4 separate regions of the Homo sapiens genome follow, and regions 1, 2 and 4 are each linked to region 3. The links are chromatin loops, found by intact Hi-C in ENCODE. Cell type or tissue: HCT116. All regions are shown on one strand. Links, peaks and the distances in the headings refer to the core of each region. The heading gives the core; the rest is flanking DNA.

The links. A loop is a pair of places that touch in the nucleus more often than their neighbours do. Peaks named below come from ENCODE experiments on the same cell type or tissue, not always from the same donor. Only the 100,000 strongest peaks of a DNase experiment are listed, where the experiment ranks them.
Region 1: it touches region 3 in a loop (7-fold over the local background); 13 of 110 quality-filtered maps call a loop at or near these places.
Region 2: it touches region 3 in a loop (7-fold over the local background); 66 of 110 quality-filtered maps call a loop at or near these places.
Region 4: a loop joins it to region 3, with 10 times the contacts of the local background. A loop is called at or near these places in 6 of 110 quality-filtered maps.

Annotation. Positions count from the first base shown.
Region 1 is chr19:47,860,126-47,868,057 of GRCh38, forward strand. TPRX2 (tetrapeptide repeat homeobox 2) reads left to right here. Exons shown (of 3, transcript NM_001397347.2): 2 at 1-157; 3 at 677-1,596. The coding sequence ends at 1,387. LINC01595 (long intergenic non-protein coding RNA 1595) reads right to left here. Exons shown (of 4, transcript XR_936006.3): 2 at 5,146-5,330; 3 at 4,280-4,382; 4 at 3,165-3,901. Among named protein-coding and RNA genes, the nearest start is that of TPRX2, 4.9 kb to the left of the region's middle. RefSeq lists enhancers at 3,551-4,052, 4,053-4,552. In HCT116, for the core only: a CTCF peak has its summit at 3,495 (motif pointing left); a DNase peak (open chromatin) is centred at 3,476.
Region 2 is chr19:47,709,216-47,717,147 of GRCh38, forward strand. EHD2 (EH domain containing 2) reads left to right here and starts at 4,207. Exons shown (of 6, transcript NM_014601.4): 1 at 4,207-4,323; 2 at 7,343-7,801. The coding sequence starts at 7,398. RefSeq lists a silencer at 4,084-4,183. In HCT116, for the core only: a CTCF peak has its summit at 4,101 (motif pointing right); no DNase peak of the experiment used is centred there; H3K4me3 peaks cover 1,834 bases; H3K27ac peaks cover 1,583 bases.
Region 3 is chr19:47,787,539-47,795,470 of GRCh38, forward strand. It overlaps the pseudogene RPL23AP80. Among named protein-coding and RNA genes, the nearest start is that of SELENOW, 13 kb to the left of the region's middle. In HCT116, for the core only: CTCF peaks have their summits at 1,436 and 3,014 (motif pointing right); DNase peaks (open chromatin) are centred at 1,453, 2,503 and 2,983; H3K4me3 peaks cover 1,283 bases; H3K27ac peaks cover 1,754 bases.
Region 4 is chr19:47,428,684-47,436,615 of GRCh38, forward strand. SLC8A2 (solute carrier family 8 member A2) reads right to left here. Exons shown (of 10, transcript NM_015063.3): 9 at 3,484-3,762; 10 at 1-1,782. The coding sequence ends at 1,406. Among named protein-coding and RNA genes, the nearest start is that of MEIS3, 13 kb to the left of the region's middle. RefSeq lists enhancers at 1-287, 489-783, 7,911-7,932. In HCT116, for the core only: no CTCF peak of the experiment used is centred there; no DNase peak of the experiment used is centred there.

The DNA of each region.
Region 1 (7,932 bases), core at 916-5,915, 73 kb after region 3:
CCTGGACCCTCCAAGGAGACAGCGGCAGGAGCGCACGGTCTACACTGAAAGCCAGCAGAAAGTGCTAGAATTTTACTTTCAGAAGGACCAGTACCCGAACTACGACCAGCGACTGAATCTGGCGGAGATGCTCAGCCTCAGGGAGCAACAGCTGCAGGTCTGACCCCCACCCCCACCCCGCCCGCCCCAGTCACCCCAAGGAGCCTCCCCACCGCTGTCACTCACCGGGGCCTGGCCCGCCCGACCACCTCCCGCCCTGCCACGCAAGGGGTCCCGCCAGTGTAGACCCGGGCTGCATCCTGAGTCCTGTTCCAACTCTATGCTAGCCCAAACTCGCCCACATGATCGGCCCAGGCTGTCCCCCACGGGGTCTCCCGGTGCCCGGACCTCAGGCACCCGTGAGAACCCGCGGTCCCTCCCCTGGAACCCTCCCTGGCCCCCCGGGCACCTGGGCGGCAGACCCGGCTCCTCCCCTCCCACCCCACCCTCCTCCCCCTACTTTCCCCTCCCTCTTCCCTCCCTTCTCCAGGCCTGGGAGCCGGGGGCCCTCATATGGTGGGTGCGGGGTGGGGGTGAACACCGGGAGAGTTTTGAGGCCGGCGCCGCCCCCGAGCGGCTCACCCGGGCCGCGCGAGTCCCTCCTTCACACCTTCTCCCTGTCCCCTCTGCCCCCCAGGTGTGGTTCAAGAATCGCCGCGCCAAACTAGCTCGGGAGCGGCGGCTCCAGCAGCAGCCCCAGCGCGTCCCTGGGCAGAGAGGCCGAGGAGCCCGCGCTGCGCCCCTAGTCCCTGTAGCCGCTGCCTCCTTCCCTGGGGGTCCTGAGTTCCCGCAGGGCAGGGGTTCCTGGATCTCCCCTCAGCCGGGCCCCTGGGGAGTCCTCCCAGCAGCAGAACCGAAGATCTACAGCCTCCCCCGGACCTGGGGTGGCCCTGAGTGTGGAACACAGGAGGGCCTCAAGGCTGTCCCGGCTCCAGGCCCTGGCCCAATCCCAGCCCCTATCCCAGGCCCAGCCCAGATCCCAGGCCCAGTCCCAGGCCCAGCCCCGAATTTAGGCCCAATGTCAGGCCCACTGTCAGTCTCGATCCCCGGTCCAATACCAGCCCCCATCTCTTGCCCAGGCCCAATCCCAGACCCAGTCCTAGGCCGAACCCTGATGCCAGGCCCAGGATCACTCCCAACCCCAGCCCCAGGCGCCTTGTGGCCTCAGAGCCCCTATGCCTCCAACTTGTCGCCAGACACCCAGTTATACCCTGACTTCACCAAGCTGCTCCCGCTCCTAGACCGGTTCGAGGAATCCTCACTCTCCACCACGACGTCTCAGTACAAAGAGGAGGATGGCTTCGTGGACAAAAATCACTCAGTCCCCAGGTCATTACTGGATTTATAGGGGGCCTGTGCCTGCAAAGTTCTTCAGATCCCAGAGGGCCTGGAGTGGCTGATCTACACTGCTGGTGACTTTCTGCAGTGAATGCATCACCCTTTACCCACCCTGCTGCAGGTGGACATTTGCTGTCTTCACTGTGCAGCCATCACAGGTGGCTCTGCTGTGAATGTGCCTGCCTGTCATTTGAATTGAGCCTGAGCGTTTCTCTGCTGAGACTGGAGTCGCTGCTCACTGGGATGTTTGGCATTAGTGGATGCCGCTTGAGAGCTTTGTTAAGGGCTTTTCCCAGCCCTCCTTCTGGTCAATGTCCTCCCCAACACTGAGGCTTGTGAGACTTTTTAATGTTTGTCGATCCAGTGACTTGTGGTTTTGTTGTGGTTGTAATATCCATTTCCCTGATGATTGAGAGATTGAGAAATTCTCATATGGGTATTAGGCATTTTCAAATAGTGACTATTTTTCGTTTTTTTTTTTGAATATTTTCTCATTTTTATTAAATAGTGACTATTCATGGTCTTTTTGGCCCATTTTTTGTAGTTGATTTCTTTACAAATGTTTATAATTTTTTTTTTTTGAGTCAAAGCCTTGCTCTGCCACCCAGGCTATCGTGCAGTGGCACGATCTTGGCTCACTGCGGCCTCTGCTTCCTGGGTTCAAGTGATTCTCTAGAGTCTCAGCCTCCTGAGTAGCTGGGACTACAGGTGCCCACCACCGTGCCTGGCTAATTGTTGTATTTTTAGTAGAGATGGGGTTTCATCATGTTGGCCAGGCTGGTCTTGAACTCCTGACCTCAAAGTGTTCCGCCTGCCTCAGCCTCCCAAAGTGCTGGGATTACAGGTGTGAGCCACTGTACCCGGCCACGATGTTTTAAAATAAAACTCCATTGGGAGTTAATATTCTGCGAGGATCTCCTATTATGTGGTTCGTCTTCTTGCTTTTGTTAAGTAGATCACTGTGCATAGCATTCAAAACATTCATCAGCAGATTCATTCTTCAGTAGAAGAAAAAACTCAATTTAAAAATCAGACTTGATGGACAAAAACTGTTATAAAAGTTTATTTTTTTTTTGAGACAGGGTCTCACTCTGTCATCCATGCTGGAGTGCAGTGGTGCCATCTTGGCTCACTGCAACCTCCGCCTCCCACGTTCAAGTGATTCTCCTACTTCAGCCTCCTGACTTGCTGGAACTACAGGTGTGGGCCACCACACCTGGCTAATTTTTGTATTTTTTGTAGAGACAAGGTTTCTCCATGTTGCCCAGACTTGAGCTTTCAAGTTTCTTCAAGAAAATTGTTGGAATTTTAATTGGAATGACATGAAATTTAGAAGTGTTTTTGGGAGAAATTGAAATTTTTACAAAGTCTAGTCGACCTAGTACTTATTTATATTCATTCAATCGGTGTTTTACAAAGGTTCTTCATGAAATGTTGTTATTGTTATTATTATTATTATTTTTCTGACAGAGTCTCGCTCTGTCGCCCAGGCTGGAGTGCAGTGGTGCAATCTTGGCTCACTGCAACCTCTACCTCCTGGGTTCAAGTGATTATCTTGCCCCGGCCTCCTGAGTAGCTGGGCTTACTGGGATTACAGTAGCACACCACCACGCCCGGCTAATTTTTGTATTTTTAGTAGAGATGGGGTTTCACCATGTTGGCCAGGCTGGTCTTGAACTCCTGACCTCAGGTGATCCACCCCCGTCGGCCTCCCAAAGTGCTGAGATTACAGGCGCGAGCCACCGTGCCTGGCTGAAATGTTATTATTTAATCACAGAGCTCTTGCATGCATCTTTCTGTAGATTTATTTCTTGCACTTCATTTTTATTATTGTCTGATATTTTACATGGTATTTTAAATTTCTTATTTTAAAAAAATGTTTGTCTTGCACATAGAATTCAGTTGATCTGTTTATTTTGTTTCCAGGAACCTAGTTCAATTCTTTTGAATTCTCATAACTTAGCTGGACATTGTAAATTTAAAAATGAATAAAACTTCATGGTTACTTTGTGGACATTGATTGCTGCTAAGCCGACGAGTGCCTCTCCTCAGCACTCCACACCCCTCTCCGCGTCTCGCTTCCTCTGCCGCCCCCTAGTGGCCATCCTGGCCCTGGGTCTCCCCACAGCGGGTTCTCTGACCCTGCCTGTCCTGGTCCCGTTTAGCAAATGCTCTAATCCTCTTAGGCCAGGCCAGCCTCAGCAAAGCAGAGAGAGAATTAGATCAGATGTTGGGGGAAGGGAGGACGGCTGTGCGTGTGTGCGGGGGACAGACTTCCAGGATGTAATGAAAGCTCCTCCTTATCTAGCCGACCCTGGTAGTAAAATACACACAAAAACACCGGAACTTCACACCAGTCAGACTCTGACAGTGTGGGAAGAGTAGGGAGGAATCTAATCCATCTATTGTAGGCGAGGGAGCCCCTGTGGACATTCTGGGGGCATGGGGGAGAGGTGGTCCAGTCTGACTGTAGATTCAGAATCACATCCTGGGCCTAGGGGAGGGACGGTGGTGCTCCAGGGCCCTGCAGGCATATCAATGAATGGAAAATGGATTAGTTTATTAATGAAGATGGAATTTGCATGTGCCCTGATTAGCTGAATAGAAAGTGAATGGATTAAGTAGAACAGAATTCCTCTCTTTTTCATCTCCTCAATTCTTCTTTTTTTTGGATACAGGATTTCACTCTGTCACCCAGGCTGGAGTTCAGTGACGCGATGTCAGCTCACTGCAACCTCTGCCTCCCCGGTTCAAGCGATTCTCCTGCCCCAGCCTCCCGAGGAGCTGGGATTACAGGTGCCCGCCACCACGCCCGGCTAATTTTTATATTTTTAGTAGAGATGGGGTTTCACTATGTTTGCCAGGCTGGTCTGGAACTCCTGACCTCAGGTGATCCACCTACCTCGGCCTCCCAAAGTGCTGGGATTACAAGCATGAGTCACCAGGCCGGGCCACGGATTAGTTTGTTAATGAATGAAGATGGAGTTTGCACATGCCCTGATTAGCTGAACAGAAAGTGAATGGATTAAGTAGAACAGAATTCCTCTCTTTTTAATCTCCTCAATTCTTCTTGTTTTTGGAGACAGGGTCTCGCTCTGTTGCCCAGGCTGGACTGCAGTGATGCAATCTCGGCTCACTGCAACCTCCACCTCCCAGGTTCAGGCTATTTTCCTGCCTTACCCTCCCTAGTAGCTGGGATTATAGGGGCTAGCCACCACGCCCAGCTAATTTTTGTATTTTTAGTAGAGATGGGGTTTTACCATGTTGGCCAGGCTGGTCTTGAACTCCTGACCTCAGATGATCCACCCACCTCAGCCTCCCAAAGTGTTGGGATTACAGGCATGAGCCACTGCTCCTGGCCTCAATTCTTTTTTTTTTTTTTTTTTTTGGAGACAGGGTTTTGCTCTGTCACCCAGGCTGGAGTGCAGTGGTGTGATCTCGGTTCACTGCAACCTCCGCCTCCCAGTTTCAAGCAATTCTCCCACCTCAGCCTCCTGAGTAGCTGGGACTACAGGTGCATGCCACTGTGCCTGGCTATTTTTTTTTTTTTTTTTTTGATAAAGACAGGGTTTCTCCATGTTGCTGAAGCTGGTCTCGAACTCCTGAGCTCAGGCAATCCTCCAGCCCATGTCTCCCAAAGTGCTGGGACCACAGGCAGGAGCCACTGCCCCCGGCTATATCTTCTCCATTCAATTTCCCTCCTTTTTCACCCAAGCAAGCAGCCCCCTTCACTCCCTTTGGAAACCGAAAATTCCAAGGGAATTTTACCATCTCCTAGGAAGCTCTCCCGCCTCTCCTCATCATCCCAGGCTGTGTTCTGGGCATCCCCAAGGGAAGCATCTGGACTTCTCACTGGACCAAGGAAGAGGGGACGAGGTGACGTTCAGAAGGCGGGCCTTCGAAATTCCCCATGTCTGTCTTGGCAAGAGCAAGAATTTCTCTTGTTTTCCTGCCTGTAGCCAAAAAGCATAACAAGAAAGGATTCAGGGTACGTATGAGAACAGTTCATTGTACCTTCGACAAATGGGTCAAGTTCAAGCTAATACTGCCCTGCATGCTCCGGGATGGAGATGGAGGCAGTGCAGGTAGAAATGTCATTGTCTTGTAAGGATCAGAGAGAGGGGGAAAAGGGCCAATTTTTTTTTTTTTTGTAGAGGGAGTCTCACTCTGTCTCCCAGGCTGGAGTGCAGTGGCTCGATCTTGGCTCACTGCAACCTCTGCCTCCCGGATTCAAGCGATTCCCCTGCATCAGCCTCCTGAGTAGCTGGGACTACAGGCGCCTGCCACCACCAAACCCAGCTAATTTTTTTATTTTTATTTTTATTTTTTGAGATGGAGTCTCGCTCTGTCACCCAGGCTGGAGTGAAGTGGCGTAATCTCGGCTCACTGCAACCTCCACCTCCCGGGTTCACGCCATTCTCCTGTCTCAGCCTCCCTAGTAGCTGGGACTACAGGCGCCCGCCACCACGCCCGCTAATTTTTTGTATTTTTAGTAGAGACGGGGTTTCACCGTGTTAGCCAGGATGGTCACGATCTCCTGACCTTGTGATCCACCCGCCTCAGCCTCCCAAAGTGCTGGGATTACAGGCATAAGCCACCAAGCCTGGCATTTTTGTATATTTTGTAGAGACAGGGTTTCACCATGTTTTCCAGGCTGGTTTTGAACTCCTGATCTCATGTGATCCTCCTGCCTCAGCCTCTCAAAGTGCTGGGATTACAAAGTGTGTGAGCCACTGTGCCAGGCCAGAACCTCTTGCTTTAACACCCTGCTTCATCCTAGGTCTCTGGATCTAGTTTCTGATTTTCTTTTTTTTTTTTCGAGATGGAGTTTTGCTCTTTTTGCCCAGGCTGGAGTGCAATGGCACGGTCTAGGCTCACTGCAGCCTCCACCTCCTGGGTTGAAGTGATTCTCCTGCCTCAGCCTCCCGAGTAGCTTGGATTACAGGCGCCTGCCACCACGCCCAGCTCATTTTTTTTTTTTGTAATTTTAGTAGAGCAGGGTTTCACCATGTTGGCCAGACTGGTCTCGAACTCCTGACCTCACCTGACCTCAGGTGATTTGCCCGCCTCGGCCTCCCAAAGTAGTGGGATTACAGGCGTGAGCCACCGCACCTGGCCTGATTTTTTTCTTTTTTTCTTTTTTTGAGATGGGGTCTCACTCTGTCACCCAGGCTGGTGTACAGTGGTGTGATCATAGCTCACTGCAACCCTGAACTCTTAGGCTCAAGCAGTCTTCTCATCCCAGCCTCCCTAGTGGCTGTGCCTACAGCCATGTGCCACCAAGCCAGGCTAATTTTTAATTTTTTTCCTGTAGAGATGGGGTCTTGCTATGTTGCCTGGGTTGGTCTCGAACTCCTGGGCTCAAGCTATCCTCCCATCTAGCTTCCTAAAGCATTGGGATTACAGGTTTGAGCCACAGCACCTGGCCTGCCCCATCTCTTAAAAAAAAAAAAAAATAGTGAGGTTGGTGGGGTGGGGCACCAGTATGTTTTAAAGCTCTGAGGCAATTCCAGTGTGCAAAGCTTGAGTACTGCTGTTCTCAGTCAAATCCCTGCCATGGAGTAGACAGACTCCTGGGAGTTGATGCCTAACTGTCATTATTAAGAAGACACCAAAGCCAGCTGTGGTGGCTCATGCCTGGCATCCCAGCACTTTGGGAGGCCGAGGTGGGTGGATCACCTAAGTTCAGGAGTTTGAGACCAGCCTGGCCAACATGATGAAACCCCCTCTCTACTAAAAATAAAAAAATTAGCAGAGCATGATGGCGGGTGCCTGTAATCCCAGCTACTCAGGAGGCTGAGGCATGAGAATCGCTTGAACTGGGGAGGTGGAGGCTGCAGTGAGCCAAGATTGCGCCACTGCGCTCCAGCCTGGGTGACAGAGCGAGACTGTCTCAAAAACAAACAAACAAACAAACAAAACTATTTTAGTAAAAGAAAACTCAAAATTGCCTTATCTGATTGTCCCTTTCACAGAAATCCACCTAGATAAAATCAAATGCCATAAAGAGAAAGATGTGAATGGTCATTATTTTATTTATTATTTATTTATTTATTTTTGAGATGGAGTTTTGCTGTTGTTGCCCAGGCTGGAGTGCAGTGGCTTGATCTTGGCTCACCGCAACCTCCACCTCCCGGTTCAAGTGATTCTCCTGCCTCCGCCTCTCGAGTAGCTGAGATTACAGGCATGAGCCACCATGCCCAGCTAATTTTTGTATTTTCAGTAGAGACGGGGTTTCTCCATGTTGGTCAGGCTGGTCTCCAACTCCCGACCTCAGGTTATCTGCCTGCCTCGGCTCCCAAAGTGCTGGGATTACAGGCATGAGCCACTGTGCCCAGCCTGCGAATGGTCATTATTTTTATACCAAATAAATATAGTAGCCACCAGTAAATTCATTAGTTAAAAAGGGTTTTCAGCTGGGCATGGTGGTTCACGCCTGCAATCCCAGCACTTTGGGAGGCCTAGGTGGGTGGATTACGAGGTCGGGAGATCAAGACCATCCTGGCTAACACGGTGAAACCCCGTCTCTACTAAAAATGCAAAAAATTAGCCAGG
Region 2 (7,932 bases), core at 1,614-6,613, 78 kb before region 3:
GCAGCCCCAGCGTGGGAACTAATAGGCCCAGCTTGCAGGTGAGGAAACTGAGGCCCCAAAGATGTAGTACATGGCAGACTGGGCTGTGAGCCAACCTGCCTCAATGCATTCATTAGAGAGAGCTGGCTGTGGGGCCAGTGAGCGATGAGTGTATACAATCGCTGAAAATATCCACAACTGGGCTGGGTGCGGTGGCTCATGCCTGTAATCCTAGCACTTTGGGAGGCCAAGGCGGGTGAATTGCCTGAGCTCAGGAGTTCAAGACCAGCCTGGGCAACATGGTGAAACCCCGTCTCTACTAAAAAATACAAAAAATTAGCCAGGCTTGTTGGTAGGCACCTGTGGTCCCAGCTACTGGGGAGGCTGAGGCATGAGAATCGCTTTAACCTGGGAGGCAGAGGTTGCAGGGAGCTGAGATCGCACCACTGCACTCCAGCCTGGGAAAGAGTGTGAGACTCTGTTTCCAAAAAAAAAAAAGAAAAAAGAAAAAAAAATCCACAACTGCAAACCGATGAACGCATCAGTGATTCCTCTGGGTGGCGGGGACCCAGGTCCTGCTGATGACGCTGTGCTTTGCTGCTAACATTTGTGGTTGACAGAAACTCTGAATTTTAGTGAAAACTCCAGCTGTCTTTTTCCCCCCACATCTAAGTTCACAGATCCTCCGGAATTTTTTTTTTTTTTTTTTTTTTTGAGACGGAGTCTCACTCTGTCGCCCAGGCTGGAGTGCAGTGGTGCGATCTCGGCTCACTGCAAGCTCCGCCTGCCGGGTTCACGCCATTCTCCTGCCTCAGCCCCCAGAGTAGCTGGGACTATAGGCGCCCACCACCACGCCCGGCTAATTTTTTTGTATTTTTAGTAGAGACAGGGTTTCACCGTGTTAGCCAGGATGGTCTCAATCTCCTGATCTTGTGATCCGCCCGCCTCGGCCTCCCAAAGTGCTGAGATTACGGGTGTGAGCCACCGCGCCCAGCCGATCCTCCAGAATGTTTTGCAACAGGTTGAGAAGCCCTGGGGTAGAAGTGAAACAAGACTCTCCCATCAGACAACTCTGGCTCAACTCCGAGTTCTTCCACACCTTGGCAGGCCAAACTCTACTTTCTTTTTTTTTGAGACAGGGTCTTCTTCTTTCACCCAGGCTGGAATGCAGTGGCGCGATCACAGCTCACTGCAGCCTCGGCCTCCTAGGCTCCAGTAATCCTCCCACCTCAGCCTCCCGAGTAGCTGGGACCACAGGTGTGCACCACCACACTCGGCTAATTTTTAGATTTTTTTTATCTTGCAGAGATGGGGTCTCACTATGTTGCCCAGGCTGGTCTTGAACTCCTAGCCTCAAGCAATCCCCTGCCCCAGCCTCCCAAAGTGCTGGGATTACAGGCATGAGCCACTGCACCCAGCTCTGAGACTTTACTTCCTTGTATTTCAACTTTCCCATCTGAGACATAGCAATAATAATAATAATAACAATAATAACAGGACTTGCCCTCCTGGGGGAAGGGAGATGATTTAGGTGATGCTTTTGGAACAGGGCCTGTCTCCTAGCAGTAACAACATTAACGTAAGTTATCATTAAGCTCCAGACCTTTTATATATTATATATATAATAGTAATATTATAGTAACATGTTATTGGCTGGGCCTGCTGGTGCATGCCTGTAATCCCAGCTACTCGAGAGGCTGAGGCACGAGAATCGCTTGAGCCCGGGAGGCAGAGGTTGCAGTGAGCCAAGATCGCGCCACTGCACTCCAGCCTGGGTGACAGAGCAAGAGTCTACCTCCAAAAAAAATAGAAAAAATAAATAAAATGTTATAATTATAATAATATAATATATAATATCAGTTTTATTGAGATATAATTCAGAAGCCATGCAATTCACCCATTTAAAGCATACAATTCAGTTGGGCATGGTGGCTCATGCCTATAATCCCAGCACTTTGGGAAGCTGAGGTGGGTAAATCACTTGACGTCAGAAGTTCGAGACCAGCCAGGCCAACATGGTGAAACCCCTTGTCTGCTAAAAACACAAAATTAGGCCGGGCGCAGTGGCTCATGCCTATAATCCCAGCACTTTGGGAGGCCGAGGCGGGCAGATCACGAGGTCAGGAGATCGAGACCATCTTGGCTAACATGGTGAAACCCTGTCTGTACTAAAAATACAAAAAATTAGCCGGGAATGGTGGTGGGCGCCGTAATCCCAGCTACTCGGGAGGCTGGGGCAGGAGAATGGCGTGAACCCGGGAGGCGGAGCTTGCAGTGAGCCGAGATCGTGCCACTGCACTCCAGCCTGTGCGACAGAGCGAGACTCTGACTCAAAAAAACAAAACAAAACAAAATTAGCCAAGTGTGGTGGCATGCACCTGTAATCCCAGCTACTGGGGAGATTGAGGGAGGAGAATAGTTTGAACCCAGGAGGCGGAGGTTGCAGTGAGCTGAGATCGTGCCACTGCACTCCAGCCTGGGCGATAGAGTAAGACTGTCTCAAAAACAAAAACAAAAACCAAAACCCCAAAACTCCTGTTTCTTGGAGATATGATGAGGGTTCGATGAGCTAATACATGCATGCAAAGAGCTCAGAGCGGTGCCTGCACATAGGAATGGCTCAGTCAACATTAGGGATTGTTTCTACAAATGTTTACTGAGCCCCTGCAGGGAGTTGGGCATTGTGCAAAGCCCTCACGGGGCTCATGTTCTCAGGGCAAAGACAGTCCCTTAGGCAGAGAAATGTGGAATATGCAGAGTGGTTGGGAGGGCTGTGGAGAAAAATAGGGCAGTGATAAGAGGTAGAGAGTGGGTTCTACCTTAGCCAGGGTGATCCTGGAGGACTTCTCTGAGGAGGTGACATTTGAGCAGGGACCTGAAGGAGGGGAGAGAGTGAGGCATTCAGATCCCTATGGGGAAAGTACTCCATGGAGAGGAGTCAGCAAGTGCAAAGGCCATGAACTTGGAGGGTTGGGGGTGTGTCTGAGGAATGGTGAGGAGGCCACGGCGGTTGGAGCCGCCTGAGGAAGGGGGACAGGGGAGATGTAGGTGGATCATGCTAGGCTTTGTGGGCCTTGGTGTGGACTTCGGCTTTTACTCTGAGAGAGAGGAGAGCCAGGGAGGGTTGTCAGCTGAGAAGTTTCATCAACTCCCTTAAGTTTTAATATTAATATTATATTTACTTATTTATTTGCGATGGATTCTCACTCTGTCACCCAGGCTGGAGTGCAGTGGCGTGATCTTGGCTCACTGCAACCTCTGCCTCCTGGGTTCCAGTGATTCTGGAACTTGGGAGCCTCAGCCTCCCAAGTAGCTAGGACTACAGGTGCGTGCCTGCATCCAGCTAATTTTTGTTTATTTATTTATTTTTGAGATGGAGTCTTGCTCTGTCCCCAGGCTGGAGTGCAGTGGCGCAATCACTGCAAGCTCCACCTCCCCTGTGTTTAAGTGATTCTCCTGCCTCAGCTTCCCAAATAGCTGGGACTACAGGCGCCCGCCACCACGCCCAGCTAATTTTTTTGTATTTTTAGTAGAGATGGGTTTGCACCATGTTGGCCAGGCTGGTCTTGAACTCCTGACCTCAAGTGATCCACCCGCCTCGGCCTCCCAAAGTGCTGGGATTACAGGCGTGAGCCACCGCGCCCCGTCCTATTATTTTTTTTAGAGGTGAGGTCTCGCTCTGTCACCCAGGCTGGAGTGCAGTGGCACAATCATAGCTCACTGCAGCCTTGACCTCCTGGGTTCAAGCTATCCTCCCACCTCAGCTTTCCAAGTTGCTGGGATCACAGGTGTGCACCCCTGTGCCTGGCTAAATTATTTTATTATTTATTATTATTTTTAATAGACATGGGGTCTCGCTATATTGTCCAGGCTGGTCTTGGACTCCTGGCCTCAAGCAATCTTCCCACCCTGGCCTTCCAAAGTGTTAGGGTTACAGGCGTGAGCCAGGGCGCCCGACCTGTTATTGTTACTATTATTGCTGCTGCTGTTGTGATTCCCGTGTTAAGAAGAGAGACAGACTGGGGAGCAGCCCAACGCTGGAGGTGGAGGCGGAATTCGAACCCCAGGCTGGACGCTGGAGCTCTCGCCCGCCGTGCTAAGGCGTCTTCCCCACTCCCCACAAGGGGGCGCCAGAGGCCGGGCGCCCGGTTTTGAGGGGGGCGCCTCGTCCCGCCCCTCCCTCCTGTCCTCCCTCCCGTCCTCCCCGCTCCGGGCCCCACCCGGCTCAGACGGCTCCGGACGGGACCGCGAGCACAGGCCGCTCCGCGGGCGCTTCGGATCCTCGCGGGACCCCACCCTCTCCCAGCCTGCCCAGCCCGCTGCAGCCGCCAGCGCGCCCCGTCGGTGAGTGCTCCCAGCACCGCAGCTGTCGCCTCCCGACCCCCGCCCAAGCCTGCCCTGGTTCCTCATGCCTGACCCCTGCTCCCTGCCACCCTGTCCCCAGTCTGTAACGGTCTCCCCAGGTGTCCCCCAGTCTTCACCAGTCCCCCCAGTCTGTAACCATGTCCCCCACTCTTCCCACTCCTCCCACTCTTCCTCCCACTCTTCCTCCAGTCTTTCGCAGCCTCTCACACTCCCCCAGTCTCCTCCATCCTCCCCCAACACCCCTCCCTATCCCCTGGGCTAGAAGAGATCCTCTCTGCAGGGTCTCCCTCCACGCCCTCATCCATATCAGCTAACTTGGTCCCTCCAGCCACTCAAGAGCCCCTCTCCTGCCTCACCAGCTCCATCGGCCACCGCTGATAGCATTCTCCCCAGCTCTCTCTCAGGGCCCTCCCTGCCTGGGACACCGCCCAGAGCCCTCTCCCTCTGCCCACATCCCAGATCCTGCCTCTCTTTTCCATTCTTGCCACTCCTTTACGAACTCCTTTTGCTTTTATCTCCCCTACTCCCTGGCCACCCCTTTTAAGTCTCATGATTTTATGGATTTTAGCATATTTGATTTGCAGTTATTTTGATGCTCAAATTGCCCCATGTTTGGCCACTGGGCACCCCTGCAAGCTGGGTCCTCTGTCCCTGTAACATGCCCTATCGGCCTTTGAGCACTTCCTCACCTTCTGACCCAGGCTCACTTGTTCTTCCCTGCCCCCGCCCTGGAATCCACCATTTCTCTAAGGAGTCCCAGGTTCTTTTAGTGGGGAATGGTATTTAGAGACTCCCATCTCACCAAAAGTTGATTCTTTGAAAAGATCAGTAAAATCATAAGCATCAACGGGGAGCAATCGTTTTTGTTTTTCTTTTTTAAAAAAAGCAAATACCCACACCTGTGGCTGATATCGGGAATGAAAGAGGGGACATCACTACAGATCCTACGGTGAATAAAAGGCTAGTAAGGGAAGATAGAGAACACAGTCTGGGTGCTGGAGGTGCTCATTGCTCCTGGGTTGGTCATGGCTAACCTCCCTAACTCAGATCTTTAGACCTATAATAGGATTGCAACCTCTGAGGTCAGGCTGCCTGTGTTTGAGTCCCAGCTTGAGCATTTTCCAGCTAAGTGATCTTGGGTAATTTATTGCTGTCTTCCTGAGCCTCCTTTGCCTTGTTAAAAAAGCAGAGATGAGCCGGCATGGTGGCACACACCTGTAATCCCAACAATTTGGGAGGCTGAGGTGGGTGGATCACCTGAGCTCAGGAGTTCGAGACCACCCAGGGCAACATGGTGAAACCCATCTCTACTAAAAATACAAAAAAAAATTAACTGGGTGTGGTGGTGCATGCCTCTAGTCCCAACTACTTGGGAGGCTGAGGCAGGAGAATCCCTTGAGCCCCAGAGGTGAAGGCTGCAGTGAGCTGAGATTGTATCACTGCACTCCAGCTTGGGCTACAGAGTGAGACTCCATCTCCAAATAAATAAATAAATAAATAAATAAATAAATAAATAAATAAAAAGAAAGAAAAGCAAAGCAAAGCAGGGATGATAATAGACCTACTTTACAGGGTTATAAATGTTAAGTGAGTTAGTACAGTACCTGGCATGCAGTGATCATAAATGTTGCATTATTTTTCTTGTTAACACCCAACAGCCCTCATGACCTGGGTGCACCCAGGCAACCTTCTCAGCTCCATTTCTCACCCCTCCTCTTTGTGCCCCTGTGTCTGGCCACCTACCCAGATGTTTCATGGCTCCCAGTACACCAGGACCTTTCACATCCCCAGACCTTTGCACGCACCGTCCTCTCTGCCTAAATCCCCTTGTCTTGCCTGCTCTTCATGGAGCAGCTCAAAAGTCAACCCTGCCCTGAGTCTTACTGGTGCTGTGGTCTGTTTCTCATGCCCTCCTCTGGATGTCTGGCATGTGTCTGGGTCCTTACTGGGGGCCCTGGGTGGGTAGGGGATGATCTCTGGCTCATTTCTGGGTCCACAGTGCCTGAAGCATGGAGTGAGTGATTTCAGTGAAAAGGTGTCAAATGATGGAAGGGAGAAGGGAGGAAGAAATGAATGAAGCGATTAAGGAATCCGTTTCTTCCAGGCAGCTTCTGCATCCTTCGCCTTGTCCATCTCTTGGTCTTCCACTACCACCATCAATCCCCCTTCTTCAACCATGTCACCATTAATCTTTCTCCTCCTTCAGCTGGTTCGCTACGATCTCCCTATTTTTTTTGAAATGGAGTGTCGCTCTGTCAAGTGCAGTGGCGGGATCTCGGCTCACTGCAACCTCTGCCTCCTGGGTTCAAGTGATTCTCCTGTCTCAGCCTCCCAAGTAGCTGGGACTACAGGTGGCCACCACCAGGCCTGGCTAATTTTTTGTATGTTTAGTAGAGACAGGATTGCACCATATTGGTCAGGCTGGTCTCAAACTCCTGACCTCAGGTGGTCCACCTGCCTCAGCCTCCCGAAGTGCTGGGATTACAGGCATGAGCCACTGTGCCTGGCCTTTTTTTTTTTTTTTTTTTTTGAGATGGGGTCTTACTCTGTAGCCCAGGCTGGAGTGCAGCGGCATGATCATAGCTCACTGCAGCCTGCAGCCTTGAACTCCTGAGCTCAAGCAATCCTCCTGCCTCAGCCTCCCAAAGTGCTAGGACTACAGGCATGCACCACCATGCCCAGCTAATTATTTTTTTTGTAGAGATGGGGGTCTCACTATTTTACCCAGGCTGGTCTTCAACTACTGACCTCAAGCAATCCTCCTACCTCAGCCTCCCAAAATACTAGGATTACAGGTGTGAGCCATCGCGCCTGGCCCAATTCCATTCTTCCTCCTGCCACCTGCCATCCATGCTCTGTGACCACATATTTGTGACCACAAATATCTGTGCTCCTCCTCCTCCTCCACCCATCCTGTCACCCAGACAGTCTACACTCAGACCCCTTTCTTCCTCCTTGGCTGGGCCGCCTATGCTCATGCCCTCTCCCCCTCCCACAGGCAGCTCTCCATCTGCACGTCTCTCCGTGAACCCCGTGAGCGGTGTGCAGCCACCATGTTCAGCTGGCTGAAGCGGGGCGGGGCACGGGGCCAGCAGCCCGAGGCCATCCGCACGGTGACCTCGGCCCTCAAGGAGCTGTACCGCACGAAGCTGCTGCCGCTGGAGGAGCACTACCGCTTTGGGGCCTTCCACTCGCCGGCCCTGGAGGACGCAGACTTCGACGGCAAGCCCATGGTGCTGGTGGCCGGCCAGTACAGCACGGGCAAGACCAGCTTCATCCAGTACCTGCTGGAGCAGGAGGTGCCCGGCTCCCGCGTGGGGCCTGAGCCCACCACCGACTGCTTTGTGGCCGTCATGCACGGGGACACTGAGGGCACCGTGCCCGGCAACGCCCTCGTCGTGGACCCGGACAAGCCCTTCCGCAAACTCAACCCTTTCGGAAACACCTTCCTCAACAGGTGTGCCAGCCGCGAGCCCAGGGCGCATCTTTCTTTTTCTTTTTGTTAAGACAGAGTTTCCGCTCTTTTCGCCCAGGCTGGAGTGCAGTGGTGCGATCTCAGCTCATGGCAACCTCCACCTCCTGGGTTCA
Region 3 (7,932 bases), core at 985-5,984:
ACTGAATGATTATATTTGGCCGGGCGCAGTGGCTCACGCCTGGAATCCCAGCACTTTGGGAGGCTAAGCTGGGAGGATCACTTGAGCCCTGGAGTTTGAGACCAGCCTGGGCAACATAGTGAGAACCTGTCTCTACAAAAAATACAAAAAACAGCTGGGCATGGTGGTGCATGCCTGTAATCTCAGCTTCTTGGGAGGCTGAGGTGGGAGGATTGCTTGAGCCCGGGAGGTCGAGGCTGCAGTGATCTGTGATGGCACCACTGCACTCCAGCCTGGGCGACAGAGTGAGTGCCTGTCTCAAAAAAAAAAAAAAAAAGAAAAATAACATTCAACCCATGTAATATGTGGCTAGTTGTTATCGGACTGTGCAATTCTGTTATTCTGTTGCTGCACCTGGCCCCAAAGCAGCTTTAGTAGACAGAGCGGAGACAGCGTAGGCAATCTTGCATTGGCTTTTCTTTTCTCTTTTCTTTCATTTTTTTTTTTGAGACAGAGTCTTGCTCTGTTGCCCAGGCTGGAGTCCAGTGGCATGATCTTGGTTCTCTGCAACCTCCACCTCCGGGGTTCAAGCGATTCTCTTGCCTCAGCCTCCTGACCAGGTGGGACTACAGGCGCACGTCACCACGCCCAGCTAATTTTTGTATTTTTAGTAGAGACGAGGTTTCACCGTGTTGGCCAGGCTGGTCTCAAAGTCTTGACCTGGTGATCCACCCTCCTTGGCCTCCCAAAGTGCTGGATTACAGATGTGAGCCACTGTTCCCGGCCTGCTTTTCTTTTTTTTAAAGAGACGAAGGTATCGCTGTGTCGCCCAGGCTGGAGTGTTAGTGGCATGATCACGGTTCACTGCAGCCTGGAAGTCCTGGGCTCAAGCGATCTTGCCACCTCAGCCTCCGTAGTAGCTGGGACTACAAGCGCACCACCACTTCCAGCTAATTTATTTTTTTTCATTTTGTTGGGGAACTGGGCGAGGATGGGGCAGGGTGGGAGGCCTTGCTATGTTGCTCAGGCTGGTCTCGAACCTGGCCTCAAGCGATCTTTCCCGCTTCGGCCTTCAGAGCAGGCATTGGCTGCTAAAAGCATCAGCCAGGAAGTGATGCGTATCAGCTTTCGTCACAGCCCATTGGCCAGAACCAGTTACGCAGCCCCGCCCACTTTGAGAACCCCTACCACGAAACCCCTGCCTACCTGCAGAACTTGGCTGGGGAACTTAGTCTTCCTGTGTTTAGGAAAGGGATGAGAACTTGAAAACTTGGTGAGCACTACAAATATCTACCAGGGCTCTTATTTTAATCGTACCGTATGCATGAAAACGCCAGCATCGGATTTTGGCGTAATCAAGACAATTCACACCTTCAAAGAATTCAGCCTGACCATCACCCAGCCTGAAAAGGGGAGACACCGTGAATTCCTTTCTAACAGCGACAGCATGTGGCCGCGTCTGAGAACTGCATCTTCTCAGTTCACCTCGGATCACCGCGGAAGACCAGGAATCACTGTGGAATCCCTGTGGGTCACCAGGAATCACTTCCGGTCATCTAGATTTTAGGGTAGTCAAGTGAATCACCATCTTTGAATTGGTGACATGACACTTTCTTTTTAAAACTTAAAAATTAAAATTTAGCCGTGCGCGGTGGCTTACGCCTGTAATCCCAGCGCTTTGGGAGGCCGAAGAGGGCGGATCACGAGGTCAAGAGATCTAGACCAGTCTGGCCAACATGGTGAAACCCCGTCTCTACTAAAAATGCAAAAATGAGCCGGGCGTCGTAGCTCCCAGCTACTCGGGAGGCTGAGGCAGGAGAATCGCTTGAAGTCGGGAGGCGGAGGTTGTAGTGAGCTGAGATCGCGCCACTGCACTCCAGCCTGGGTGAGAGTGAAAAAAAAAAAAAAAATTAAAATTTTTCTAGGTACATAGTAGGTGTATATATTTATGGGGGACATGGGCTATTTTGATACAGGCATCCAATGCATACTAATAACATCAGGGTAAATGAGTTATCTATCCCCTCAAGCATTTAACTTTTGTGTTACAAATAATCCAATTAAACTCTTTTTTTTTCTTTTTTCTTTTTTTGAGACGGAGTCTTGCTCTGTCCCCCATGCTGGAGTGCAGTGGCAAGATCTCGGCTCACCGCAACCTCCGCCTCCTGGGTTCAAGCGATTCTCCTGCCTCAGCCTCCCGAGTAGCTGGGATTACAGGCATGCGCCACCACGCCCGGCTAATTTTTGTATTTTTAGTAGAGATGGGGTTTCACCATGTTGGCCAGGATGGTCTCGATCTCTTGATCTTGTTTATCCGCCCGCTTCGGCCTCCCAAAGTGCTGGGATTACACGCGTTAACCACCGCACTTGGCCTTTTTCTGTATTTTTAGTAGAGGCGGGGTTTCACCATGTTGGCCAGGCTGGCCTCAAATTCCTCACCTCAGGTGATCCACCCACCTCGGCCTCCCAGAGTGCTGGGATTACAGGTGTGAGTCACTGTGCCCGGCCACACAGGCGTGAGCCACACTGCGCCTGGCCAGGAGATTCTTTTTAATTTAGCAGTTTTCAGAATATTAAATTGGAGCCTCAACAACTTTCTCTAGTTTTTTTTTTCTCTCTTTTTTGAGGACCATTGTGAACCAATGGACTTTCATGCATCTGACGTCTTTCAATTCATTGCAGCTCTTCTTTGTAAGCTCAAGTTGTTCAGCCTTTGGTTTCTTTTCTTTTCTTTTAAAAAATATTATTATAGAAACGGGGTCTTGCTATGTTGCCTGGCTGGTCTCGAATTCCTGGGCTCCGGCGATTTGCCCGCTTCGACCTCCCAAAGCAGGAGGGGCTTTTGTTTTATCCAAGCTCTCTGTCCCCGCCCCCTCCCCCAGTAGCCTGTCGGGTGTCTCCTGCCTCCAAATCGGATCTAATTCTCTCTCTGCTCTGCTGAGACTGGCCCTGGCTTAAGAGGACTGGAACACTTGCTACATGGGACCAGGACAGGGTCAGAGAACCAGCGCCGGGGAGACCCAAGGGCCAGGATTGCCACCAGGGGGCAGCAGAGAGGCAGAGTAGCAGAAGGAAGAGGTGGGGGTGCTTCCATCTGACGGCGGGCAGTGGGAGGGCGGGGTGGTGGATGAGGAGGGGATGGTATAGAGGGAACAGTCCTCCCACCCCCACCAGAGTGGGTTAACAGTACTTACATGGTCACTGGATGCGTATTGAAGAATGAGCCCGGGCTCAGTGATTCACGCCTGTAATCTCAACACTGGGAGGTTGAAATGGGAGGGTCTCTGGAGGTCAGGAGTTCGAGACCAGCCTGGGCAATGTGAAAAAACCCCGTTCCTACCAAAAATACAAAAGATTAGCCAGGCGTGGTGGCACGCGCCTGTGGTCCCAGCCACTCGGGAGGCTGAGGTGGGAGGATCCCTTGAGCCCAGGAGGTGGAGGTTACAGTGAGCTGAGATCACACCCATTGCACTCCAGCCTGGGCGACAGAGTGAGACCCTGACTCAAAAAACAAACAAACAGACGAAAAAACAACAACAACAAGATAATTGAAGAAGATGTGGGCCAGGCGAGGTGGCTCACGCCTGTAATCCCAGCACTTTGGGAGGCCAAAGTGGTTGGATCACTGGAGGTCAGGAGTTCAAGACCAGCCTAGCCAACATGGTGAAACCCCGACTCTACTAAAAACACAAAAATGGCATGGTGGTACGTGCCTGTATTCCCAGCTACTTGGGAGGCTGAGGCAGGAGAATTGCTTGAAACTGGGAGGCAGAGGTTGCACTGAGCTGAGATCGCATCACTGCACTCTAGCCCCTGGGTGACAGAGAGACTTCATCCCAAAAAAAAAAAAAAAAAGAGAGAGACTGACAGAAAAAGACCAAGAACATTCTGTATGTGATGCTATTATTAGCTATAATAATGGCAGATATGGTTTGTTGATCACTGACCATAATCAGTGTTAAGATTTACATGATTTGACTCATCTAACCCTTCTCCAAACCCTCCCTTTCACCAAAAAATCTTTCATATTAAAAATTCACAGTTTTTTTTTTTTTTGAGATGGAGTCTCACTCTGTCACCTAGGCTGGAGTGCAGTGGCATGATTTCGGCTCACTGCAACTTCTGCCTCCTGGGTTCGAGAGATTCTCCTGCCTCAGCACCCCAAGTAGCTGAGACTACAGGCACGCACCACCACACTCAGCTAATTTTTTATTTTATATTTATTTATTTTTATTTTATTTTATTTTTTTGAGATGGAGTTCCGCTCTTGCTGCCCAGGTTGGAGTGCAATGGCGCGATTTCTGCTCACTGCAACCTCTGCCTCCCAGGTTCAAGCAATTCTCCTGCCTCAGCTTCCCGAGTAGCTGGGGTTACAGGCATGTGTCACTACGCCCAGCTGATTTTGTATTTTTAGTAGAGACGGGGTTTCTCCATGTTGGTCAGGCTGTTCTCAAACTCCCGACCTCAGGTGATCTGCCCGCCTCGGCCTCCCAAAGTGCTGGGATTACAGGTATGAGCCACCGCACCAGGCCCAATTCACAGAGTTTTAAAACATCAACTTTTAAAGATAGATGCTTTCTTTACATTAGATAAAACACACTTGTCTTAAGTGTTCAGTATAATTGCTTTGATAAATGTATGCAACTGTCTGGGTGCGGTGGCTCATGCCTGTAATCCCAACACTTTGGGAGGCTGAGGCAAGAGTATCACTTGAACCCGAGAGTTCAAGAGCATCCTGGGCAACATAGCAAGACCCTGTCTCTACAAAAAATAAAAAAAAATTGGCTGGGCATGGTGGTGTGCACCTGTAGTCTTAGCTACTTGGGAGGCTGAGGTGGAAGGATCACTTGAGCCTGAGAGCTTAAGGCTGCGGTAAGCCATGTTTGTGCCACTGCACTCCAGCCTGGGTGACACAGTGAGACCCGTCTCAAAAAAGGATCAACAACAACAAAGTATACAACTATGATACCAGCACCCAAACAAGAAGCATCCATCAGCCCCCAAATTTCCCTGGGACCTTTTTGCAGTCATTTTATATTCATTCTCACACCTGCCTGGGCAACCACCAATCTGCTTTCTCTAACTATAGATTACTTCTGTCTCTTCTAGAATTTCATATAAATGAAATAGTATCATATAGAGCTTTCTGTAACTACAGATTATTTCCATATCTTCTAGAATTTCATAGAAATGAAATTGCATCACATACAACCTCTTGTGTCTGGCTTTTTTCACCCAACATAAATGATTTTGAGATTCTTCCATATCACATGTGTATCCACAGCTTGTTCCTTTTCAGTGCTGTGTTATAGTCCATTGTATGGACATACCATAATTTGCTTAACCATTCACTTGGGCTGTTTCTATTTTGGTCTTTTATGAATAAAGTTGTTATGAATATTCTTGTACAAGTCTTCCTGTGGACATATGTTTATTTCTTATTTATTATTTTTCTCGAGACAGGGTCTTGCTTTGTCACTGAGGCTGGACACAAGGCTTGCTGTGTCCTTGTCCTGGGCTCTAGTGATCCTCCCATCTCAGCCTCCTAAGTAGCTGGAATTACAAGTGTGTACCATCATGCTCAGTTAATTTTAATATTTTTATAGAGATGGGGTCTCATTATATTGCCCAGACTGGTCTCAAGCAGTCCTCCTGCCTCAGCCTCCCAAAGTTTTTTTTTTGAGACGGAGTCTTGCTCTGTCACCAGGCTGGAGTGCAGTGGCATGATCTTGGCTCACTGCAACCTCCACCTCCTGGGTTCAAGCAATTCTCCTGCCTCAGCCTCCCAAGTAGCTGGGACTACAGGCATGCACCACTACACCCAGCTAATTTTTGTATTTTTAGTAGAGATGAGGTTTCACCATGTTGGCTAGGATGGTCTCGATCTCTTGACCTTGTGATCCACTCGCCTCGGCCTCCCAAAGTGCTGGGATTTCAGGCGTGAGCCACTGCATGTGGTCCATTTTAGTTTTAATATGCATTTCCCTGATGATTTTTGATGTCATGGGCTTACTGGCCTTTTTGCATATCTTTTTTTTTTTTTTTTTTTTTTTTTGAGACGGGAGGCTGGCTCTGTCACCCAGGCTGGAGTCAGTGGCACGATCTTGGTTCACTGCAACCTCCACCTCCTGGGTTCAACCAATTCTCCAGCCTCAGCCTCTGGAGTAGCCACCACACCTAATTTTTGTATTTTTAGTAGAGACAAGGTTTCACCATGTTGGTCAGGCTGGTCTCGAACTCCTGACCTCAGGTGATCCTCCGGCCTCGGCCTCCCAAAGTGCTGGGATTACAGGCATGAGCCACCGTGCCCAGCTTTTTTTGTATTTTTAGTAGAGACAGGGTTTTGCCATGTTGCCCAGGTGGTCTTGAACTCCTGGGCTCCAGCCATCCTCCTGCCAAAGCCTCTCAAAGCGCTGGAATTACAGGCATGAGCCACTGTGCACAGCCTGGTCTAAGAAATCCTTGCTCACTCCAAGACTGTAAAAATATTCTCCTATGGATGCTTCTAGAAGCTTCCTGGTTGTAGCTTTTCATTTGGAGTGAGGTGGGAGTCAAGGTTTTTTTTGTTTTTGTTTTTGTTTTTTTTTTTTTTTTTTGAGACAGAGTTTTGCTCTTGTTGCCCAGGCTGGAGTGTAATGGCGTGATTTTGGCTCATTGCAACCTCCACCTCCCGGGTTCAAGTGATTCTCCTGCCTCAGCCTCTCGGGTAGCTGGGATTACAGTCATGCACCACCACGCCCGGCTAATTTTTTAGTAGAGATGGGGTTTCTCCATGTTGGTCAGGCTGGTCTCGAACTCCTGACCTCAGGTGATCTGCCCGCCTCAACCTCCCAAAGTACTGGGATTACAGGGGTGAGCCACCGTGCCCAGCCCAGTTTATTTTTATTTATTTACTTTTTTATGGTGAAAAGATATACATATATTGAGAATTAGCCAGCTGGACTCAGTTTAGATGATCCCAATTTTGTTGGCAACATCCAAAGCATTGTAACCAGGAGTCGGTTGAACATGTGACTTCTTCTCTCCGTCAGGCCGAATCAGAGCTTCTTCACAGCCTGTTTGATCTGGTGCTCCTTGGCTTTAACATCTATAATGAAGGCAAGTGTGTTGTTGTCGTCTGTCTTCTTCATGGCGGACTCAGTGGTCGGCGGAAACGTGATGATCGCAGAGTGGCCAAGCTTGTTTCTCCAGGGGGCGCTCTTCTGAGGATATTTGGGCTCCCTCCGGAGTCGCGCTGTCTTGGGCCGCCTGAAGGTGGGTGACCTGCGGATCTTCTCTTCTGTGTGGCTGTGGACGGCTTTCAACACTGCTTTCTTGGCCTTTAAAGCCTTCGGTTTGGCTTGGGCTTTAGGAGAGGCAGGAGCTTCCTTCGCTTTCGGCAGCATCTTGTGAAAAGACAAGGTTAATTTTTGTTTTTGACCTTTTTTTTTTTTTTTTTGAGATGGAGTCTTTGCTGGGCGTGGTGGCTCACGCCTGTAATCCCAGCACTTTGGGAGGCTGAGGTGGGCGGGTCACGAGGTCAGGAGATCAAGACCATCCTGGCTGACACGGTGAAACCCTGTCTCTACTAAAAATACAAAAAATTAGCCGGGTGTGGTGGCGGGCACCTGTAGTCCCAGCTACTCGGGAGGCTGAGGCAGGAGAATGGCGTGAACCCGGGAGGCAGAGGTTGCAGTGAGCCGAGATCGCGCCACTGTACTCCAGCCTGGGCGACAGAGCTAGACTCTGTCTCAAAAATAAAAAAAAAAAATAAAAAAAAATAAAGAGGGAGTCTCTCTCTGTCGCCAGGCTGGAGTGCAGTGTCCTGATCTCGGCTCACTGCAACCTCCGCCTCCCAGGTTCAAGCAATTCTCCTGCCTCAGCCTCCCAAGTAGCTGGGATTACAGGCATGTGCCACCACGCCTGGCTAATTTTTTGTATTTTTAGTAGAGACGGGGTTTCACCATATTGGCC
Region 4 (7,932 bases), core at 1,179-6,178, 360 kb before region 3:
TTTATGGCAACTTTTACAGAAATCACAGAAAAGAGACAGCGACTGATGATGAGCTGGGGGAGAGAAGGGTAGTGGGTAACGGGTCTGGGATGTTGGGGCTGAGCACAACAGGACGATAGAATGCTGAAAACCTGTGGGAAGCAGAAAGTTATGGGGGTAGTTGGGTCATCCTAGGGGCCCAAGGAGTGGGTGGCACTGCCCAAATGTGTCCTTTGGGCAGGAAACATCAACAGTAAGAAAATGCAGATGGCCTACCGACAGATGGAAGGCCTCCAAAGTTAAAAATGCCCACCCAGATCCCTTGGCCCAGTCCCATCCCCCCACCCATCCCCACCCCCCATCAGGCAGAGATGTGGCAGCATTTGCTGGCTTGTAGCATTGGTCCTCTGGGACCCTCGGTCTCCTCTTCGAGGGTCCTGCCCGGATTGGCTGGCACTGAGGGCAAAAGGAACCTTCCAGATTGTCAGGGGAGATCAACTGGACTCGCTTTGATTCCCGGCCTCCTCCCCAAAGCTGGTTCTCATGGCTGAGGGAGTCTGCTGCCCTCTCAAAAGTTGTCTGTCACCCCCTTTTCCCAAGACATGCACCCTCCCGCGTCCCCCCTCCCCCAAACACACTATATACACACACAAGCCCCTCCCTCCAAGGCGTGGCTGGGCTCTCAGAGGTAGTGGAGGGCGAGTGGGGGAGCTGGAATGTCTGAAGTTGCAGGTTCAAAATGTGCTTCCTCCGGCTAAGCCCTGGGACTGAAACCCCAAACTTCTCCCCTCGTCTCCGAGCCTGGAGAATGAGTGTCCTCCCAAGAACCCGAGTGGAGGGATTGGAAGGAACGGTGTGCGGCCTCCTTGCGCGCACACCCACCCGCTCCTCCCCGCCGGGGCTGAGCGGAGCTCCCTGAGGGCTGGGGGGAAGGGCTGGGAGCTGAGACGGCCTCTGACAGCCTCCTTCGAGGGTCCCCCAGGGAGGGTGGGTTCTGAGGCTCTGGGACATGGGGTGAAGTGGGGGGGGGGTCACTAGGGGAAGGGAGACTTTGGGGGCAAAGCCAGGCTGGGTGACCAAGGAGAGAGACCTTAAACTCCCCAGGATGGTTACTGGGGGTGGTTCCCTGGGGAGGGGACTGGGGTGGAAATTTCCCCAGGGATATAGACGGTCACCAACAGGATGGGCTGGAGTTGGGGTCACCGCAGGGGAGGAACCGGGGAGGCTCCCGAGAGGAAGAGGGAAGGCTGAGCTACTGGGGACACAGAACAGGGCAATCAAAGCCAGGGGAGGGGGCGGAGAAGGGAGGCCGAGTCCCAGGAGAGGAGGCCGAGTCTGGGGGGAAAAGGAGACCAGGGTCCAAGAGCAGGTGCAGCCGAGTCCCTAGCCCCGGGCGGGCGGTGGGGACGAGTCTCTGCGCGAGGCCCTAGAAGCCCCGGATGTGGCAGTACGCCTCCAGGCTGGCGAAGAGGATGTACAGGAGCCAGAGGCCCAGGAAGAGCGCGGTGGTGGCGAGCTTGGGTCCGCGCGGGCCGCCCAGCTCGCCGCCGATGTGCGGCCGGCGCCGGTACAGCAGCACGGCAATGCCCACGAAGGCGAAGACGGTGAAGAGCGTGACGGAGAAGGCCAGCGTGCCAGTGCGCACCTCGAAGGGGCGGCCCTGCACCGCCCAGTACACGGCGGCCACAGACCAGGCGACGCCCAGGCCAAGGAACACGTTCACCGCGTTGGAGCCGGTCACGTTGCCGATGGACGCGTCGGCGCACTGGTCCTGCAGCGCCGCCACCTTGCTGGCGAACGTGTCTGCGAGGCAGAGACATACAGGTCGGAGGGGCTTTGCGCCGCCACCCACAGGGGCGGGCATCCGCCTGCCCCCTCCCAGCCTTTCCCGGTCGCCTGCTTTCTGCGGGCAGTGTGGGCTCAAGACCCCTGACCCCCACCCAAGAGGCAAAGTCCATCACCACCTTTAGGCCTGCTCGCCACTGGAACCGCTGCCGGCTTTCTATGGGACCTGCCGCCTGCTTTCTGTGGGATTCATTCTCTTCTATGGGACTCACTGCGTGATTTCTTTTTTTTTCCTCCGAGACGGAGTTTTGCTCTGTCACCCAGGCTGGAGTGCAGTGGCGTGATCTCAGCTCACTGCAACTTCCGCCTCCCAGGTTCAAGCGATTCTCTTGCCGGAGCCTCTGAGTAGCTGGGATTACAGGCGCCCACCACGCCCTGCTAAGATTTTGTGTTTTTAGTAGAGACGGGGTTTCACCATGTTGGCCAGGCTGGTCTCGAACTCCTGATCTGAGGTGATCCACTCGCCTCGGTCTCCCAAAGTGCTGGGATTACAGGTATGAGCCACCGCGCCTAGCTGTATTTTTTGTTTGTTTTGTTTTGAGACAGGGTCTTGCTCTGTTGCCCAGGCTGGAGTACAGTGGTGCGATCATGGCTCACTGCAGCCTCATTTTCCCCAGCTCAGGTGATCCTCCCACCTCAGCCTCCCGAGCAGCTGGGATCACAGGCATGCGCCACCACGTCCAGCTAATTTTTGTATATTTTGTAGATACGGGGTTTCACCATGTTGCCCAGGCTGGTCTCAAACTCCTGGGCCCAAGCAATCCTACCCCTGCCTTGGCCCCCCGCCTTTGCCTCCCAAAGTGCTGGCGTGAGCCACCACACCCCACCTGCCCCCTCATCTTAGTTAAAACTCTGAGGTTTGGCCAGGCGTGGTGGCTCACGCCTGTAATCCCAGCACTTTGGGAGGCAGAGGTGGGCGGATCACGAGGTCAGGAGTTCGAGACCAGCCTGGCCAATATGGTGAAACCCCGTCTCTACTAAAAACGTAAAAATTAGCTGGATGTGGTGGCGCACGCCTGTAGTCTCAGCTGCTCAGGAGGCTGAGACAGAAGAATCGCTTGAACCTGGGAGGCAGAGGTTGCAGTGAGCCGAGATCACAAGATCACTGCACTCCAGCCTGGGTGACAGAGCGAGACTCTGTCCCCACACCAAAAAAAAAAAAAAAAAAAAAAACAAAACCCAAAAAAACCAACTTTGAGGTTCACTGGCCTGGTTTCTGTCATGTCCCCCAACATAGTTCCATGGACTCTTCTGTCTGGTTTCTTGCGGGATGGGACATCAACAGCTTGTTTCTATGGAACCCACTGATTGGCTTCTCTGACAATCCCCACCGTCTTCCTAGGAACCCCTCTCCCCACAGCTGTCTCTTCCCCACCCTGCCACCTTCTCTCTATGAAATCCATTGTCTGGTTTCTAGCATTTCCTGCTACCTTAGTTTTATGGGACCTTCTACCTGGGTGCTTTTGGGGAGGATTCAATTCACATCTTGCACCTAGGGGACCCGCTGCCTGGCTTCTATTATGCCCCACCTCCGTATTTCTCTGAGACCCACCACATGGGCGCTGTGTGACTCCACCCACCTCATTTTGGCAGGATCCTGTGTTGCCCCTGCCTGGCTCATCTGAGATCCTACCCCACCAAAGTCTCCCAGGGTGTTACCAGGGATGGAGGTGCCCAGGGCAACGAAGACAACAGCATTGACAGAGTCCTTGAGGCCAACGGTGCAGCCGAAGTGGGAGGCGAGGTCCCCAATGAGGGCGGTGAGCAGGCCGATGACCAGGATGGAGACACCAAAGCAGGCCCAGCCGTGGCAGTACTCGGTGGGGGGCACACAGGCGAAGAGCACCTTCCAGAACACCGTCAGGAAGTGCATCACGTAGTCAAAGCACGACGGCAGCCGCTCCTCCCGGGACCCGTCCTCCTCCTCCTCCTCGTCCCCTGTGGGCACACGACCCAGCTGGGGCATACACTCAGACTTCCTTCCTTGCCTACAGAGGCCCCATTTTGTCTAACTTCCTGACAGCAAGTCCCATTGAATGAACTTCTTTCCCAGAATCCCTTGCACCTACCTGTGGCCAAGTCAACTGCTAAAAACAGTTACTTTCCCAGAATCCCTTGAAGCTAGGAGCTTGATTGGGCCCAGGTGAAAAATATTTACTTTCCCAGAATCCTTTGGATCTAAATATGGCTAAGTCAGCAGTAAAAACAGTTACTTCCATAGAATCCCTTGGAGCTAGGGGCATGACTGAGTCCAGGTAAAAAAATTTTACTTTCCCAGAATCCCTTGCACCTAAGTGTGGCCATGTCAGCAGCTAAAAACAGTTACTTTCCCTGCATCCTTTGAAGCTAGGAGTGTGAATGGGCCCAGGTGACAAATATTTATTTTCCCAGAATCCCTTGCACCTAAATGTGGCCAAGTCAGCAGCTAAAACCCATTACTTTCCCAGAATCCCTTGAAGCTAGGAGCATGAATGGACCCAGGTGAAAAATATTTAGTTTCCCGGAACTGCTTGCACCTAAATGTGGCCAAGTCAATGCTAAAAACAGTTACTTTCCCAGAATCCCTTGAAGCTAGAGGAAGCCACATCTGCCCAGCTAAAAACATCCAGTTCCCCAAGACCGTTTGCTGCCAGGGACAGCCATACCCCTAGCTAAAATTATTCATTTTCCCAGAAGCCTTCACAGCTGCTGAAAGCCAGTCCACAGCTAGAAGTATTCACTTCCTCAGATTCACTGCAGCTAACCAGAGCCACAGTCTCCACTAAATGTACTCACTTTCCCAGAATCCCTTGCAGCTAGAGGGCTATATACCCAGCCAAAATTAATCACTTTCCTAGAATCCCTTGAGACTAGCAACAGCTATGGCCTCAGATAAAAATATGGTATTCACTTTCCCAGAATCCCTTGCAGTTGGCAGTTGCCATGTCCCTGGCTAAATACTTGTTTTGCCAGAATTCCTCCTGTGAGTGACTATCTGACCCAGTCTGCCAATGAGATATAAACAGAGGGTTTCTGGAAAGCCCTGGCTTTCCTGATGTGGGCATTGGGTTACAGATGTGTTTTCTGAGCTTTGTAAATGATGCCTCATGCTTAGAGCTGTATCACCTATTGTGACCTAATTTGACCAGCTTTTGACCTGCAGTGACTTTTTTTTTTTTTTGAGACAGAGCCTCCCTCCGTTACCAAGGCAGTAGTGTGATCTCAGCTTACTGTAACCTCCGCCTCCTGAGTTCGAGTGATTCTCATGCCTCAGTCTACTGAGTAGCTGGAATCACAGGTGTGCACCACCCCACCTGGCTGATTTTTTTGTATTTTTACTAGAGATGGGATTTCGCCATGTTGGCCAGGCTGGTCTTAAACTCCTGGCCTCAACTGATCTGCCCTCCTAGGCCTCCCAAAGTTTTGGGATTACAGGTGTCGGCCACCGTGCCCAGCCGACCTGCAGTGGCTTTTATAACCTGAAAGCCCTAAGGCAGTGTTTTGTTTACCTCACCCTAAGCTGATTAGTATAAAGCAATGAATGAGAATCAATGAGCACACTTGTGTGTGGCACGCATTACATCTGGAAGGATGCTCATGAGAACGAACGTAGCTCCTGACCAGTCACTGCTGAACGCATCCCTAACTGATGTAAGACATGGCTGAGGTCAGAGCAGGGAGGCCACGCTCTTTGGGAGAGAGGTGGCTGCTATTACCGCATCACTATGTCAGTTGAGGCTTCTGCCTGCCCTGCTTCAAATCCTTCCTTGGTTCTTGTACTACCTTCAAACCCAGGCCCACATGCCTAGGCTTGGCATTCTGCGGACTCTGGCCTCAGCTGACTTCCCCAGCTGCTCCCCTCTACAGGGAGGCTCGTGGTTATGCCTGTCACTCTGAAGTCACCTCTCTGGTGTCCAACCCTGGATCCACTGTGTGATCCTGAATCAGTGTCCTCACCTCTCTGGGCTTCTGGGTGCCTATCTGTGATAAATAATTGGACCTGCTTCATGGGAAACTTGTGATGACAGAATGAGTTGGTTCATGTAAAGTGCTGTCAACGGTCTCGGACACCTCCAGCGTTATTACTGTTGTTTCGATTGTTATGATTGAAGGCCTTTTTTGGTGCCTGGGGGAAATTCAAAGATGCTCCATGCCAAGTCCAGCCCACAAGGAGCTTACAGTAGGAAGGGAGGTAAAGGAAGTACAAAAGCTCTGCGACAAGATGGGACCCGACTCATCTCCTAAGGGAGTGAGGACTACCCTTCTCCCTCACCCCTCCAGCAGCTCTGTGCTCGCACAGCAAAGAACCAAAAGGCACGTGCTGAACAAAGTGCAAAGTGACCAAGCTCTGATCCAGACACTGAGGATACATTAATTAAAATGAGTTCACACAGGAAATAAATTTCCAACCATGCCTGGCACTCAAGACACGATAGGGTCAGCTGGGCACAGTAGCTTACACCTGTAATCCCAGCACTTTGGGAGGCGGATGTGGGCAGATCACTTGAGGTCAGGAGTTCAAGACCAGTCCGGCCAACATGGTGAAATCCCATCTCTACTAAAAATACAAAACTTAGCCAGACATGGTGGTGGGTGCCTGTAATCCCAGCTACTCAGGAGGCTGAGTCAGGAGGATCGCTTGAACCCAGGAGGAGGAGGCTGAGGAGGCTGCAGTGAGCCGAGATCACACCACTACACTCCAGCCTGGATGACAGAGACTACATATCTCAAAAAAAAAAGACATGATAGGGTCACCGTTGTCATAATCAGGATTATTATTACAGTTATTATTATTGTTATGTTGTTATTCTTCCTCCACCCCGATCTAATCACCTGATCTAACCACCTGGTTTCTATAAACCCACAGCACGATGTACGCTGGGTCTCTACGACCGCCACCTCCCACCTCGTTTCAGTTCCGCCTCATCCTCCGTCTCCACTAAGTCCCCAGAGGAAGGAAATGCTCCGAAGCTCAAAGAGCCCCTTGCCATCTCCCCGTTGTTCGTGGAATGAACCTCAAAGGAGCCTCTGCAGGGCCCGTCTCCTGCTAGTTTCTTTTCTTCGTTTTTTTTTTTTTTTTTAGACGGAGTTTCGCTTTGTTGCCCAGGCTGGAGTGCAATGGTGCTATCTCGGCTCACCGCAACCTCTGCCTCCCAGGTTCAAGCGATTCTCCTGCCTCAGCCTCCTGAGTACCTAGGATTACAGGCGCAGGCCACCATGCCCGGCTAATTTTGTATTTTTAGTAGAGACGGGGTTTCTCCATGTTGGTCAGGCTGGTCTCGAACTCCTGACCTCAGGTGATCCACCTGCCTCGGCCTCCCAAAGTGCTAGGATTACAGGCGTGAGCCACCGCACCCAGCCTCTACTGCTAGTTTCTACAGCCTCTACCCACACCCTCTCCACTTTCCTCCCACAAGCTCTCTCTAGCCCCAGGGGCTTCCCCCATTCAAAACCCTCCATGGCTCCCCAGTGTGTTCAAATGCCACCCAAGCTCCCTACTGTGGTCCACAAGGAGCAGTGTAGAAATGTGCCGATTTCCAGCCTCATCCTGGTACCTCTTCCTCCCGCCCAACACCAGGCACCCACCCAAAAAATGTGCCATAATCTCGCACACTCCAGGGCTTCTGTGCTTGGCTCTCCCTCTGCCTGAAACACTCTCCCTGTCTTCTCCCTCCTCCTGGCTGACATCTTTACCCATTTGAAGACTCAGCTGGGAAGCCACCCCCTCCAGGAAGCCCTCCCTGACTTTCAGGCTGGGTTAGGAACCGCATCAGGGCTTTCCTCCGGGTCTCCCATCCCAGCCCTGCCTACTCTGGGTTGTCTGTGTCTTGTGACATGTCTGTCTCCTGCACTGGGCTGTAAGCTCCATGACAGGGCCAGAAATCACTTCTGTGTCCCTGGCAATGTCTCACATAGGGTCGGGCCCAGAAGATCCCTCAGAAGTATGTCAGAAGAATGTGGCTTCAGAGGGAGATGCCACTTTGTTTCTACTGGGCAAACAGTCTGGTGTTTCTAGGACTGCTGCCTTGTATTTTCCCATCCCCTTAAGCCTGGTTTCTTTGGATCCTGCTCGCCCAGTTTCTTTGCAACCACAATTCCATGTACGCCTTCAGTCCCCAAGAGCTGGGG